Regions from separate parts of the Mus musculus genome. Here all the other regions are linked to region 2. A link is a loop called in an ENCODE intact Hi-C map of the cell type or tissue named here. Cell type or tissue: left cerebral cortex. All regions are shown on one strand.

Region 1 (5,000 bases), 450 kb before region 2:
ATCTGGCAAAAATGTACTCTGTCTGACACAGGACATTCTCCAGCACTTCACATTCATCACGACACAAGTCACGGGGCTTTGGGACAGATGAGGTTTCGTCACAGTACGGGAAGGCGTAGTGGCACAAGGAAGGGATGGCGAACTGAGAGCACTTATCAGATAAATGGCTGGAGGTGCCAATCATGGTGAAGGCAGCTGAAAAACAAACAGAGCTATTAACTCCCAGGGGCCAGGGTTTATCTCTGCCGTGATCCAGTCAACAGATACCAGGGAGAAATACACTGCAGGGAATCTGCTGGGCTGAAGCCCACAAGGCCAAGGGAAGGAGATTCATTTCAGATGTCTAAGCATCTCACTTTCACGGGCTTGAAAAAATCATTTTGACTACAAAGTTAGAAAAACAGGATTGAATTACATATGTACCATTTCCTAATAAAAAGAATTAATTGGGTTAAAGTACAATATATTTTTCTTTGTTTTTTTCTCTCTACAGAGAGAGTGTTTCACCCTGTACTTTTTTCTTTTTCTTTTTTTTTTAATTAATTTTCTGAGGCTCTAAGACATCTGACAGCCCAAGGTCAGAGCTTGTTTCAGGCAGGGTTGAGCGGAACATAGCACTGCGTTGCCTGATGGCAAGAGTTGTTGGGTGGCTTTGTATCATTTGCTTCGTTTCATCGTGCCTTGAATACTGTCTATTCCATCTTTGGAAAATGACGCGATACACCAGAAGACCACAGTTCAGTTGTCCCAGTGTGCATCTCCATATCTTGGGGTCTGTTAGCCTAACCTCACACTGCACAGGGCATTGTCCCAGTATGTGTTGTGGGATCTCAGGGTCTGTTAGCCAAATCTTACACTGCAGGGCATCTATCCCAGAAGTGCACCAGCCCTGTAGGCCCCCCAAGAGGCTGGTTACATTGTTTCACAAACTGAGTTCCTTGGGACCATTAATCCCACAGTTTATCAAGGGCTTCTGAGAAGGGCCACAGAGGCTAACAAGTCTGGGAAACGTTGGGTCAAAAAGAATGAAATGAGTTTTCCAAAAACAAAATGGAACTATAATACTTTCCAGCAAGCTGATACCCATGGAACATGTGCAAGAGAGGGCTATTATACATTGTTTACCAAATATTTATATCAGAATGCCATTTATTTAATGTGTATCCTTATTTTAAAGTGTGTCCAAACGCTCTTATACTGGGTAGAAACCCTGGGCTCAGTGGCCCCTCTCTGTCCAGCCTGTGTCTACTCTTGTTTTCAACCTCCACCCCCGCAGCCCCCCACCCCTGAGGGCTTCAGCAAAAGCCACTCCACTTCCTGTCCATGTTTTGGTTCAACAGTTCCCCTCAGCTGCTTCTCAGTTCTGTCAAGTTGCTCAGAGAACAGAGTTTCTGGCCCTTTCTCTCTCCCATATTTCTGTCCTGGATTGGTCCATATGTCTCCTAAAATCTTCAAGTCAAAGTGGTGCATGATGGCCTGCCCCTCCCCCCAGTCTTGTTAGGAAGTGTTTCACTTTGGGGCTCATGGAGAACAGCAAGTCTCTTGATGTTGTCTCTGTAACAACAGCTCTGGGATCAATGTTCTAGTCCTTGTTTGTTCTAGTCTACACCATGCTGCCTCCAAACGCAAGCTCTGTGAGGGTAGAGACACACCTGGCTCCTTCACGCCCTCATAGTCCCGAGTGTCCAGTCTGGTCCCAGGGTACCGAAAGCACTCAGGAATATTTATTGAGTGTTTGCACGAATGTGAGACTTCTCGAAGCTTCCTTTTCCTCCAAGGCTAACCTCTAATAAATTATTTTAATGTAAATTCCAGAGCACAGAGATCACATCTTATGCCTCTTTATGGTCCCACTCCCAACCCTAAGCTTAGCCTAATTCTCTGTCAGGAAAGAAGCCCAGAAAAACTCCTGGCAAGAAAAAAAAATAGTTAAGGAAGGCTAAGTATCACTTCTTTGATGTTACCTACCTGTGATCTGATTTTCTATTTCCCCCTGCATATGCAAAGACTCCATATACACAGTGCGGTTGCCAATAAATCGTGCACATGCAATGCCTCGGTACGGCTGACAGAATCCATCTTCTTCATACTCATCTCTAAAAACAAAGCACAATGATTCTTAGAACAGAACTACCCTCACACACTACTCACTCTGGCTTTGCAATGCTCTAAATGGTCACAAGGGGGCGCAGTTGGGCACCATATAATGAAGACTACATTTACAGACTTTTTTTTTTTTTTTTTATAAATTCAGTTTTCAAACATCCCTTAAAACATCTGTTGGTCACGTTGGTCAAGTTTCCTACACCCCCAGAAAATCATCCTGAAGCGCAAAAATCATCCTTAAATATGGGAAAGAACTTTTATTTTTGCAGCTGGTGGTGTGCTGGAAGATGATGTAGCCCTGTGAGGGAAGAGGAAGCAAGCTGGAAATCTGGGCACATGCGCTACAGTTTTGTTTTGTTTTGTTTTTCTAAGTGCAGATTATTTCTGCTCCATTTGCTACAAAGGCGTGCGCACATTAGCCACAAGATCCACACCAACTGACATGTCAATTAGGAGATCCACAGGGTAGGAAGCTAGTATGGCTAGGAGGGAGGATGGGAGGGTTTCCTGGCTCCTCACTGGGTACAACTTGTCCTGTCTATCTTCAAGAAGCCAGAGCAAGCCACAGACCAAAAGACTGGAGACCAGCCACTCCAAAGAACTCCGAAGCAAGCATCAACAGACACTTTACCTCTCTCTGACCGTTAAAACTTTAAAAAAAAAAAAGGCCATAAGATTTTTGCTACTTTTAAATTAAAATAATAAGTGAACAAGGGAAGTGATTTTATCTTGAAGACAGGGGACGCCAGGCAATGACAAGAAAGCTGTAGTGCCACAAGTCATAGGACAGGAGACCAGGATCCAAGACGGACATCCCACTCCTCAATGGGGATGCACAAGACACAGGGCAGAGCCAGAGGGTAGAACAACAGATGTAGGCTCCCCTGAAGACTGCCTGCTACATCTGTGAGTTCACCTTTACCCCAGTTCTTCCCCTCTGGCTGATGTCAACACCCGTCTCCACGTATCACCCATTTGCCTTTCTTGACTTCTAAGTTAGAAGACAGGGTACCAAAATATTCTTCTTGTGCTCTCTAGGCAGGCTGGCCAAGACCTGTGCATCATGGTCCTTTGCCTTTAAAACAGGCTATAACTGGCCTCTTTGCCCTATAGGTATAAGCTATATGACCCCATCAAATAATATAAAAGCTTATTATTTGTTTGTGTGTTAATTTAGCAGTGCTGGAGATGGAACTAGGGCCTCATACAAGCCAAATGAGTACTTGCCACTGAGCTATGACCCCAGACACATTGATTTTGTTTATGACTGGTCTTTATATGTTGTCCAACCTCACTTTGAAGGTGTACTAGTTCTACCACAGTCTCTCAAGTGGCTGGGAGCTACCATGACTGGCTGCTAGAGAAGTCCCTTGAGACTGCAGAGATAGCACATAGCTGTCACTAATGTATTTATGGCAAACTTAGAGGACACTCATTCAAAAGGAAGACATTTGCTAAGTGCTTAATTTTTCTTTTCTGTTTGTTTCTCTTTCCTTCCTTCTCTCTCTTCCTTCCTTCCTTCCTTCCTTCCTTCCTTCCTTCCTTCCTTCCTTCCTTCCTTCCTTCCTTCCTTCCTTCCTTCCTTTCCTTCTCTCTCTCTTCCTTCCTTTTTTTCCTTCACTCTCTCTTTCTTCCTTCTTTCTTCCTCCCCCCCCCCCCCACTCTCTCTCTTTCACTATGGCCATGAGCAGAGCTATGTAGCTAGGTTTTGCTACCTACAGGTTTCCTATTCCTATGAGACTAGCAGGCTGAGGGTAGCCGCCAAAGGAGTGAAAAGCCATGAGACAGGATTCTCATTTTCTGCAGCTTCCTACACCAAGTCCCTAGACTTGAAGATGAAGATGAACTGAACGTCTTAGGTTCATCCTGAAATAGTTTGTAGAGCAAAGCCTTGGAAACTTCAAACCCATAACAAAGGAGCGTACCGTTTGCCTGACAGGAAGACCTGTGACTCCAGAGCTGCCCAGCCCCTCACGCACCCTACGTGTTTACTGTCAGAAATCCTACAGTAATGATGGAAGCCCTTTTTTGGCTTAAATCTTACCTGGGTTGTAAAATTAACCCAACTTTTATTGGGTAACGAATACCATAAACCTATAGGGAAAAGAAGGCTCTGGATGACCTCAAGTTGCTTTCTGGAAACCGAAGTAGAGACCAGGGTCTGCCCTGACGCACACTGTCCCTGCTACCCCAGGCCTTGCTCTCCTGTTCCCCCACATTAGTGGAGCCAGGATGTTTAAAGCATCTTTGTGAGAAAAGTTTTCCCTCCCTATGTTAAACTCTTAAGGTTTTCATTTATATCTCTTGGGAGGACAAAATCTTGGAACTACCCCCAGATATAAATCTCTAACCCACTGGGAGTTCCTATAGTTTATGAGTGAGGCTTAAGCTAAACTTCTTACCACTTTTCAAGTTCAAGACTCCTAAAAGTACTAAATATTTCTTCTTTTTCAAACTAAAGTGAGATTCAACTGGTTGGCTGCCCATTTCCAATCACCTGTTCACAGTTGCAGGTGTACTGGATTTTATTTTTATTATTATGCCCAGAACTTCTGCAATTTTGACCACTCTCTCTGGGACAGAGATTTCTTAACGAAAGAAAAAACAAAAACAAAACAAAACAAAAAAACCCCAAACCCAAAACAAGCAAGTGAGTATGCATTGCATCTGAGCAACTTTCAGCCTTGGCTGTATGTTAGGCTTTCTGCAGAAACACTTGAGATGGCTCAACTGCTAAAGCTGCTACCTACAGGCTGGACCATCTGAGCTCTGTCAACCCTTGGAAACTCCCTGTCTCCACCATGTAAGTAGAAGAAGAAAGCTGATATCACAATGTTGTCCTCTAACAACAGAAATGTGGTAGCATGCCTACCCAAGTACACCACACATATAAC
Region 2 (5,000 bases):
ATGATGATGATGCCCCCTCATTTTCTTTGCCCTGCTAGCTACAAGTACAGTCCTTTTATTTAACCTCTGAGCTTTCTCCAAGTTCAAAGCTCAGGGGACAAAGTGCATTCTGCACAGGCCCAACCAAAAACTCATTTTGTGCATTAAGATATCCACTAAAAGTAGACAGCTCCATGCAAATGAGAACAAAGAGGAACTTCTATTGAAGCTTAATTACACTCCATACTTCACAGATGATGGAAATCAAGAAGAGGAAGATACAGATGCACCAGGACACAGAAGGGGAAGATGGCAGGCTACCTTATCTTTAGCTTACCTTGCCAAAAAGTCCTCCATAAACTAGTAACGGGGGAAGTAGCCACTGACAATGGTAAGCAGCACTGCCTCTTGCTAAAATCCACGGTATAACTATCCTTCCCTTAGATTTCCTGCATCCTACCACAGCCGGAGATGTTAAAGCTGTCTGAATGTGGACTATGTTAGAAAAAGAAGAAACTAAGCAAGGTCTTTAGAACCTCGGCATTTTTATCAGATTAGAGCACGTTATCCGTCTACTAAACGTCTTTAAAGTGATTCAGCCAGCCAGCAGGACGGCTTTCAATGCAATGCTATTTTTTTAATATGGAATGTCCTTGAAAATATTGCTTAAGCTGCCACAGCCTTAACAAATAGGCAGTTACCATATTTAATCAATTATTATCTCTGAAATGTATTATTTAGCAAACCTTCAAACAGTCAATCAGAGAAAGTCTGCAGGGTTTGCCTGAATCGCTCATTCCATCCACCTTGCCCACATCCTTCAGTTCCACACAAAAAAACGTTAATGAAGCCGAATCTATCAGAGCAAAGGGGACAGTGTACCAGATCCACTCAACAGCCTAGGTCTATGGAGAAATAATGTCCCATTTATCCTCTCAGAAGATTAAAGCATCTTTAACACCATTCCCTGAGCAACGGCGCTCCTCAAAGATGAAATTTACGGCACGTCACATTTTATCTTAAAAATGTGTATGCTTCATAATAATTTCATATTTAAGTTCTCTATCAGCAATTTTTACATGACAAGCATTCAGATTCTGAAATCCCAGACCACAGACAACAGTATGCAGTGCCTCTTAAGTTTACTCTGTTGGCATGCCTTTTGTTATGGTTGGCTTCTCCAAAAACCTGCTTGGCACATTCAAACAGACTCAAAATGAATGCCCAACACATTTGTTTGCAGTGCTAAATATCATGGTCTCCAGGCCAGGATTTCTTTAAAAAAAAAAAAAAAAAAAGTACAACTTTAAAACTTTCTAGATAGTAATAGAATGTGTGCTCCAAATTTTAGCTTAACTATTATTTTAAACACACACACACACACACACACACACACACACACACACACACGGGGGAGGGGGGCTCGGCAGCAGCTTTGGGCCACCAGTGTTATCTGCAGAACAAACCCGGCAATGCCCTGACATACACCTTCCTATAGGAGTGTGCTATAGAGCTCTCCTACTATCAAGATTAGTGCTTTTGCCATTTGCCCTCTACTTTGCTTAATCTGGCAAACGTGTGTCCAAAATGCAGCCCTTTGGCAGAGCCTACTAACACTACTGCCATCTTAGACCCATTATCTCTACCCTGCTGCACAAATTCACCCTAATAAAGGGCTGCTTTGTGCCCCAGGTCATTACAAGCAGATCCCTCTGTAACAGTCTTCCCCCAAAGACTCACATCTAACATCCAACTGTCCCCCAGCCCCCACCCCTGGTACTGTTTTACATGACTTCCAAGATCTACAAACAGCATGCCCTGCCTTTGTTTTCTTTCCTGTTGGACAAATGACTGAACGTCAACAAGGAAGCCACTGAACACACTGCAAATCCTCCCCTTGCCCCGACTCATGACAGCTCTCCATAGCACAGGCGTAATTCTAGAAGCTAGCTAGCTAGCAAGCAGTCGCAAAAGCTTAAGGCCAGGAGCATTCTGTATGTGTCTACAAAGCAACAGGTACTTTCCAAACTACAGAAACCGAGCAAGACACATGCAAACCTGAACTCCACTCCCAGGTCCCTGCGTCCCTGCTATAACTCTGAACTATTCTCACAACATTCGATATCTGAAATCACAATGACATTAAGCGGGTGTTAGAGTTGAGGTGTAGATCCTATCCACACCTCGATGCATCTCAGTATTTCTGCAGAATTAAAAAATTGCTTGGAAGGGCCAGAGATGTAGTAATACTTGTTGTATACCAACCCCATTGGCAGCTGCCATCTGCACTATTGTCTCTATTGCTGATTTATTAAAATACCGCCCATCTCCACCGACCACCAGTGATGATCCCTGGCGATCTTTGAGGTCTATGGAAAAGAATATGCTCTGGATGAAATTCTCCAGATAGCAAGGCTTTTCCTCAAAGTAATAGGTGTTCTTCCGTAATCCACTTGTTCCTGGCTTCTGGTCATGGTAAGGAGCTGTGGCAAAAGTCAGCAGTGGGAGTGGACCCTCTTCTGTTTTCCTGTATGTCCCAGAAATCCATTCTTCAAAGTCACTCATCTTTCATATCCAATACTTGGCTCTGTGAGGGTGTCCAGGAAGTAGCTGAGGGTCCCCCAAATGGTCTATCGGACCTGAAGCTGCCACAGTGTCCTTTGAGTAAACAACACAGAATTTTCCTTTGGACCATCACTGTCGGTTAGGAAGTCTCATTAATTCCCTATGGTGATTGTCTCCTGAGACAAAGTTACGGGTCACACACCCACCCATACCCCCCCCACACGAAGCAGATCTTCAAAGTCGTTCGGATGAAGATCCTTCTGCCCACACAATGAAGCTGAACACCCTTCAATTATTTTTGCCTCGTTTCCCGTTAGGGCAGAGTGCCCCGGAGCGCTGCCTACAACAGACTTTGGTTTCAGACACCAGAGAGCTGCCAGCCTCTGCTCTGGAAGCCAAGGCTAAGATGGAACAACTGCAGTCCCTAAAGCAGGCTAGGACAAGATACCGGGTATGGCTCTCACTTTCCCTGCTGCCTCTTGAACTGGAGCCTCTGGGCCATCTGCAGCTAAAGTTGTTTAGAGCCACTGAGCAAATAAAAGGTCAAGCTTAAAATGGGAGCGGGATCTCAGTTACCTCTGGTCTCCCTGCTTCGATGCCATTCTGAGACCCACAGAATTATGTCCTTCCCACACGCCATCCCAGGTAGAAGAGAAATGATCAGCTAGCGGAACCAACCGATCTGCTCATTGGCCACCAAGAATTTAACCAAATGGGGCTGGAGTACAGCTTAGGGAGAATGCTCTTGTCAGCATGGGCAATGCCCAGGGGCATCTCCAGCACTGGGGGTAACAATGGCTTAGTGAGAGTATCCACCAACATTTAGGCTCTCCTCTTAAATTTATAGAAAAATGACTCTAGGGATTCACCACATTTTTGAGAAATACAGAACAATGAGGAGTTGATAGATATATTTTCCTATGTATATAAACCTGGATCAGTTGCTAATAATTAGACAAATAATAGGATAATATGATTAATTATTTTGGATAGGGTCCTACTATATAACCCAGACTGGCCTTGATCATGTAGCTCACATGGCATTGGAACGTGAAATCCTGCTAGCCTCTGCTGACATACAGGCATATGACACTGTCTGTTTAAACAGACTTTACTCTCAAGAAAACACTTTAAACATTTTTATTTTCATTTATGTGTATATGTGTATGTCTGGCTGCTATATGCCATGTGTACCTATGGAGCCAGAAGAGGACAGTGGATGCCCTAGATCTGTAGTTACAGACAGCTGTGAAGTAGCTGGGTCTGAGTGCTGAGAACCAACCTCTGGAAGAACAGTACCCTCTCTTAACTGCCAAGAATTTCTCCAGCCTTCTCAAGGAAACATTTTAATGAAGCAAATTGTCTTTTACATTTGAAGAACCTAAAATGTTTTAAAACAGTTTATCTCAACAAATTTAATATCTAATATCCTCTGTCCCCTGAGGTTTTCCTAATAATCAATTTAAAATTCATCCTGTGAGTTTCTTGTCTAGGTCAGCAGAAATTACCAATTAAGAAGCCGTATCATCAAAGTTTAAAAAGTAAACCAGGACTGGTCAAACCACAGGTCTGGGGAGTCTGATAGGAAGTGGAGAGTAAGGTTTTGAAGGGAGCTGTGAATCACCACCTTTGAAAACCAAAATTATTTATCTACCAGGGTGCCAATTTGGGTGTGACAGAAGACAAGCTCTGTAAGCAGCTAGCTAGCCTCTCAGAGGCAGGAATAGTCCTGTGATGGGGGAGGAGCAGCTGCCTAGCACAGGATCAGCAGAGTTAATGGGCACATGGCTGAAAAGCACTCAACTGGCATGGGAGCCTGGTGTCCTTCATAGAGCAGACATGGCCACACTGACCAACTACCCACAGCTCAAGTCCCATTGGATCGCTGGATCATATGGTCCAAGTGGAGAGCAGCCTGCACAGCAGCCTGGACCTGCTGAAGAGCTGTCTCCTGTTCCAGCCCCAACACAAAGCTAGCAGCTTTCTGAGTCACTTGGTGTATGGGCCTGAGTAGCACACCCAAGTGTGGAATGTGCTGTCTCCAAAATTCAAACAGGTTTCTCCCGGGTGGTAGGAGTGGGCAAGTGTAGTAACTTACCCTCCACCTTAGAAGGTCAATCTCTCCATGCCCCACACCACTTGATGCTTGGGAATTCCACTGAGGTAGAAGGCCCTTGAATTTTGGTTGGATTTATTTCCCATCCTCTGATGTACATATACGTTTTATCAACAAATCCAAAGTGGTTGCTACCTCCTGCTCACATGGTGCAATCGGCACCATGTCGTCCATATAGTAGACCAGTGTGATAGTTTGTGGAAGAGACAGGTGATCAAGATCCCTTATGACACGGGGCTGGAGTTGATACACCTCTGAGAGAGAACTGTAACTGTATACTGCTGGCCTTGCCAACTGAAAGCAAAGAGAAAGAAAATCTGCAGATGTGAAAACAGCCCAT
Region 3 (5,000 bases), 72 kb before region 2:
CCTCGAGGAGGGTACCAGTAAAGATAATAGTGGTAGTGGAAAATGGGACCATTTTCATCTAGGCATTTCCTCAACAGTTTGCCAGGCATCTACTGTACCCTAGACATCATGCTAAACACCAAGGAGGCAGGCGGACTGCATACAACTTGATGATGCTCTCCAGGAATGTTTCTGTGACTGAAGTTTGGCCCATGGAGCATGAGCAATGCACTGAATACCACGCCCCACCCCACCCCCATCTCCATGGCAAGGTTAGCAAACCTATCTCTTTTTGTTCTGAGAAAGGCGGGCCATCCAGAGGCCTTTCAGCTTCCTTCTGGTATATCTTTGGCTTGTCTGTGCTATCTTCGCTCTTGCTTTCTCCATCACACCACCGGACATAAGTCCTCCACCTGGGAACTCGACGTATGCCCCTAGTATTTTGCACCTGCTTTCTATCGAATGTCTTGTGCCTAAAATCATGCATTTATCTCTCTTCTTTTTGTAAATACAGGTCTCCTCCGTGAGTTGAACAGTTGTGACAAACTATCTTTCCTGTTAATCCCCCAAGTCTCTCGAGACATATAAGGGGTACAGATGGGGGTCCGTGTTTTCCTGGCGTTCCATTGATGTGCCCTTTTGAATGAAAAGCTTCTCACCTTAACTTTACCAATCCTGAATCTCTCTAAGGCAACTGATGTTTATACTCTCTGTGTCTTAGTAGATTCAGGTTGCCATAAGAAAACTACATAAACTGAGTAGATTATAGACAACAGAAATTTGTTTCACGTGTATTTGGAAACTGGGAAATCTAGATTTGGTAACAGCCTGGGCTATATAGCGAGACTCCGTTCTGAGCAGGCGAGCAAGCAAACAGTTGACTGAGACTAGACTATGGAGGCATGCTTCCACGGAAGTAACAGAGATTCAGGGGTCAGAAGGACCTGGAAACCCTGGGCAAAGATGACTGAGGGAAGAGATTGGTCACATGCTGGCTGTTGGGGGATATTAAGCTGGAAGATGACTTTTAGATTTGACAGAGATCGCTGACCCACAGACAATATCTTCTTTCTGTGTTCTCACATCGTACAGGGGCTAAGAAGTATCTCTCTGGCTTCTTGTCTATGACACTAATGTCACGCCTATGGCCTGATTACTTCTTCAAAGATCCACTTTCAAATGCCACCATAACCTTGGTGATTAGGATTTCAGCGTATTAGCTTGATGGGACAAAACATTCAGACCACAGCACTTCACCACCTAACTTACTCCAAAGATATCAGAGCACTATTCCTCCTGCTTATAGACTCCTGAACATGCACCATCTATGTTTCCCCCTGAGGGTTGTCATAGTTTCCTTTCAAAAGCCACCAGCGATCTCTGTCAAATCTAAAAGTCATCTTCCAGCTTAATATGTGAAAGTGTCCATGAGCTCTCTGGAGTATGGAGACGGTTGTATAAGTCGAAAGCCTCGATTCACTGTGTAGAGGTCATTTGCTTTTCACATCTTATAAAGCACATCCCAGGACCAAAGCATCGGGCTGTTCATTACCACGTGCTCAAAGCCTGCCATTTCTATTTTGCTAGCCGGTGGGTTGCTGCATTGGAGGCTCCTGGCTTTCTAGAATACCACCAAGTAATTGCCTTACAAATCCTGAAGATCAATTGTTCCACAAAGACATATTATGTCTTAACACCGGTGAACATTTTTGTGTTTTTTCAGTTTTGTTTTAATTCCCAAACACTTGTTAGTTTTGCTGAAATCTCACAGGTTTTACATTGGACCTGATTTCTTTTTAGTATATGATATAAGAACCTGCGAACAGACCATAAAGCCTTGAGGCAGGTTTCTACAAGAGAAAGGGGGAAAGATTTTTACTGCTGTCTTTATTTTTCCAGCTCCTGCATAAATAAGGGAAGTTAAGCATACTTCCTGTAGGCTTTCAGCCACAAGGACCAACTCTGAACTGTCATGTTGCCGCCCTCTACTGGTAGCAATGGCAGCTGATCTGCTTTCTAAAGCTAAGGTTGGGTCTTTGGCTTTGAAAACATCAAGAGTTTGGGGGCTAAAAAAAAATGTTTTTGTTTGTCAGAATTTGACGAGCAGAGGCAGATACAATTGGCTCCCTGAAGTAAAAAGCTCTCTTCTGTTTCAGAACCCTTTAGATGAACTCTTCTGTAGTTCTTATAGTCACTAAGTCATAATCACACCTGTTTATATTTGTTTACTGTTGTAGGTCACAGGTCTTGAATTATAGCAGGTGCTCAATTAATGGTCACCAGCTACAGGTATGAGTAAGCTAGCAGAAAAAAACATAGTTTGCATTTTTCATCTTTAGAATTGTTTTTTAAAGGGAAGGAGATGTAGAACATAACTCAATGTTCTTGCTAACAGATTTTAAAATAAAAGCAATGCCTTTCTCCTACAAGTGAGCAGAATAAAATGCCTGGCACTGTTTAGATTGGGGTCATTAGACTTTCAAGCTAATGGCTATACTTTTCATTTCTTTCTTTGAGGTTCTCAGTAATTGCAGGGTGGTTGAATTCTTTTTCTTTTTCTTTTTTTTTTTCCTTTTTTTTTCTTTTCCTTCTTCTTCTAGAAAGCTGAAGAAGGGAAACTAAGTTGCGCGTAGCTGTGGCAATCCAGCAGCCGTGCATGTTCTGCTGGGAATGCCTGCTCTGGGTTTGCCTCCTTCTTCTGGCCTCCTGGAAGCTACAGGCCATGTATAAAACCCAAGATCAGTCACCTGAAACCCTTGCCGTAGACTTGGGCTCCTATGGAAATGGAGAAATCATTAAATGGTTTTATAGCAGCAGTTATGGGGTTGGGCAGAGAGAGGGCTTGGCTGGAGTAGACAAGTCTCCAACAAAAGGGAAGCAACCTGAACTAGGGGTGTAGCTGAGTGGAAGAGTGCTTGCTTAGCATGTGGGCTGCCCCTGGTTCAATCCCCAGCGCCAAGGGCAGGAGGCTGGGAGACAACAAGAAGGTTCCATTCTCAGAGCCTTGGGGAACCATCTGAGGTCTCACCTGTATTCCCAGATTTTCTGGTATCTGTGACTTCTAGTTAGTTCACCTGTTACCTTAATGAAACCAGAGACTATTTCTGTACTTTATATAATAATAATAATAATAATAATAATAATAATAATAATAATAATAAATGTAATATCAGCCAACAGAAAGGGAGATGCCAGGAAAGAGAGAGAGAGAGAGAGAGAGAGAGAGAGAGAGAGAGAGAGAGAGAGAGAGAGAGAGAGAAGAAAGTGAGGGAGGGGAGAAGAAAGAAGGGGACAGAAGAAAGAAGAGAAGGGACCAAAGAAAATGAAGCTGGAGATGTCTTCTGGTTGATAGATGGTGCCTTGCACATGCTCAGTGCATGGTGGGCATCCCCAAAGTCAGACAAGAGGAAAACTGATTTTCAATATTCATTGTCTGGGTTGTTTTGTCTTGGTTTTGCCCTTTTGTTTGTTTGGGGTTTGTTTCGTGGAGTTCTTCTCAGGTGGGTTCTTACTCTGTCACCTTGACTCAAATAGCTTCTGGGGGGAATTATAAATGTGAGCCACCATGTCCAGCCAAAAATCTCCTTTTTAATAAAGCACAGAATTCTTGTTTGGTATGGCAACTCTAGCAGCCCTTTCAGGGCCAACCAAACCTAAATCAGCCACTCAGAGTGCTTGGTCCACTGACCATCAGGAGCTACCTGGAGGCTCCAGAAAAAGCAATTATCTGCCTCTTCTCATATCCACTAAGTCCAAATCTGCATTTTAACAATGCCCTGAGAGGTTCCTGAGTACATCCCACTGTGAAAAGTCTCTGAGATCCAGGCTGCCTTACCATCTCAAACCTCACGGTTTCATCAACACAGTGAAGAAAATAAAGCCAACTAGACTATGGTTGGAACCTGTGAAACTACTAATATGTCACCATTTCCACCTACAGAAACAGTATTGTATTCATATGATTCAAAACATTAAGTAAAGTTGTCCATAGCTGGAAAGAAGGTGAGATGAGTAAAATTGTCTCTAGACTAACTCTTAGTTAGTTAGTTAGTTAGTTAGTTAGTTAGTTGTTAATTTTCAAACAAACTCTCAATGCTTAAAACTCTGGAAGCAAGCCACTATATCTTGGGTAGAAAGGGAGACGTTAATGAGTGAGTTATTCTATTCAATTGTGCATTGTTTCCTTTGAGTCTCATCTGTGCTATTTATTATACAAGATACTGAGGATCCTGAGTCCCCAGGCTGGAGTCCTTGATGGAGAATGAGCTTGGAGGTACTCAGCTTTGCTACTGGCCCACAACATGAGACATCATTACATCCATTCTTTCAACCTACTCTCTCACACACAAAGCCTTCAGAAGGGATTCAGTTCCCTGCAGAAATATGAAGACTAAGGCTGAGAATTTAGCAAATGTCCAAGACCAGCTGGTGAATGATGAAATTAAAGATAGAATCTAGTCCAGGTTTCCTAACCATGTGGTCAATGCTACACTGTATCAGCATGGCATGTGGAGCCCACAGATCTACTTTCCTTCCTTACTTTCTTTCCTTTCCTTCTTTCTTTCTTTCTTTCTTTCTTTCTTTCTTTCTTTCTTTCTTTCTTCCTTCCTTCCTTCCTTTCTTTCTTTTTTCCTTCCTTCCTTCCTTCCTTCATTCCTTCCTTCCTTCCTTTCTTCCTTTGCTTTTCTCTCTTTCTTTCTCTCATACTTTCTCTCTTTCTTTCTTTCTTTCTTTCTTTCTTTCTTTCTTTCTTTCTTCCTTCCTTCCTTCCTTCCTTCCTTCCTTTCTTTCTTTCTTTCTTTCTTTCTTTCTTTCTTTCTTTCTTTTTTTCAACTGCTTCATTCTTTTCTAATCTTATCACCCCCTTACTCCTTCTGACATCCAACTCTAATTTGGTAAGCAGTTGAATCACACAACAAATTGCTTAGTTTGGAAAGGAAGGACTGCTTTTTATTTGGATCAACTTGGTAGTATCTCCTGGGTTACTGTAAAAGAAAATATTATGGCCCTTGATGAGTATT

What was found. Hi-C counts contacts between places; a loop is a spot of excess contacts. Peaks named below come from ENCODE experiments on the same cell type or tissue, not always from the same donor. Only the 100,000 strongest peaks of a DNase experiment are listed, where the experiment ranks them.
Region 1: it touches region 2 in a loop (2.0-fold over the local background); 17 of 42 quality-filtered maps call a loop at or near these places.
Region 3: a loop joins it to region 2, with 2.6 times the contacts of the local background. A loop is called at or near these places in 3 of 42 quality-filtered maps.

The regions. Positions count from the first base shown.
Region 1 is chr4:100,404,909-100,409,908 of GRCm38, reverse strand. Ror1 (receptor tyrosine kinase-like orphan receptor 1) reads right to left here. Exons shown (of 9, transcript NM_013845.5): 5 at 1,969-2,096; 6 at 1-195. Among named protein-coding and RNA genes, the nearest start is that of Gm35760, 14 kb to the right of the region's middle. In left cerebral cortex, a CTCF peak has its summit at 2,172 (motif pointing right); DNase peaks (open chromatin) are centred at 2,181 and 2,473.
Region 2 is chr4:99,953,538-99,958,537 of GRCm38, reverse strand. The region is part of intron 1 of Pgm1 (phosphoglucomutase 1); the gene reads right to left. Among named protein-coding and RNA genes, the nearest start is that of BC062258, 26 kb to the right of the region's middle. In left cerebral cortex, no CTCF peak of the experiment used is centred here; a DNase peak (open chromatin) is centred at 2,926.
Region 3 is chr4:100,025,789-100,030,788 of GRCm38, reverse strand. No RefSeq gene overlaps it. Among named protein-coding and RNA genes, the nearest start is that of Gm35701, 67 kb to the left of the region's middle. In left cerebral cortex, a CTCF peak has its summit at 1,963 (motif pointing left); a DNase peak (open chromatin) is centred at 1,957.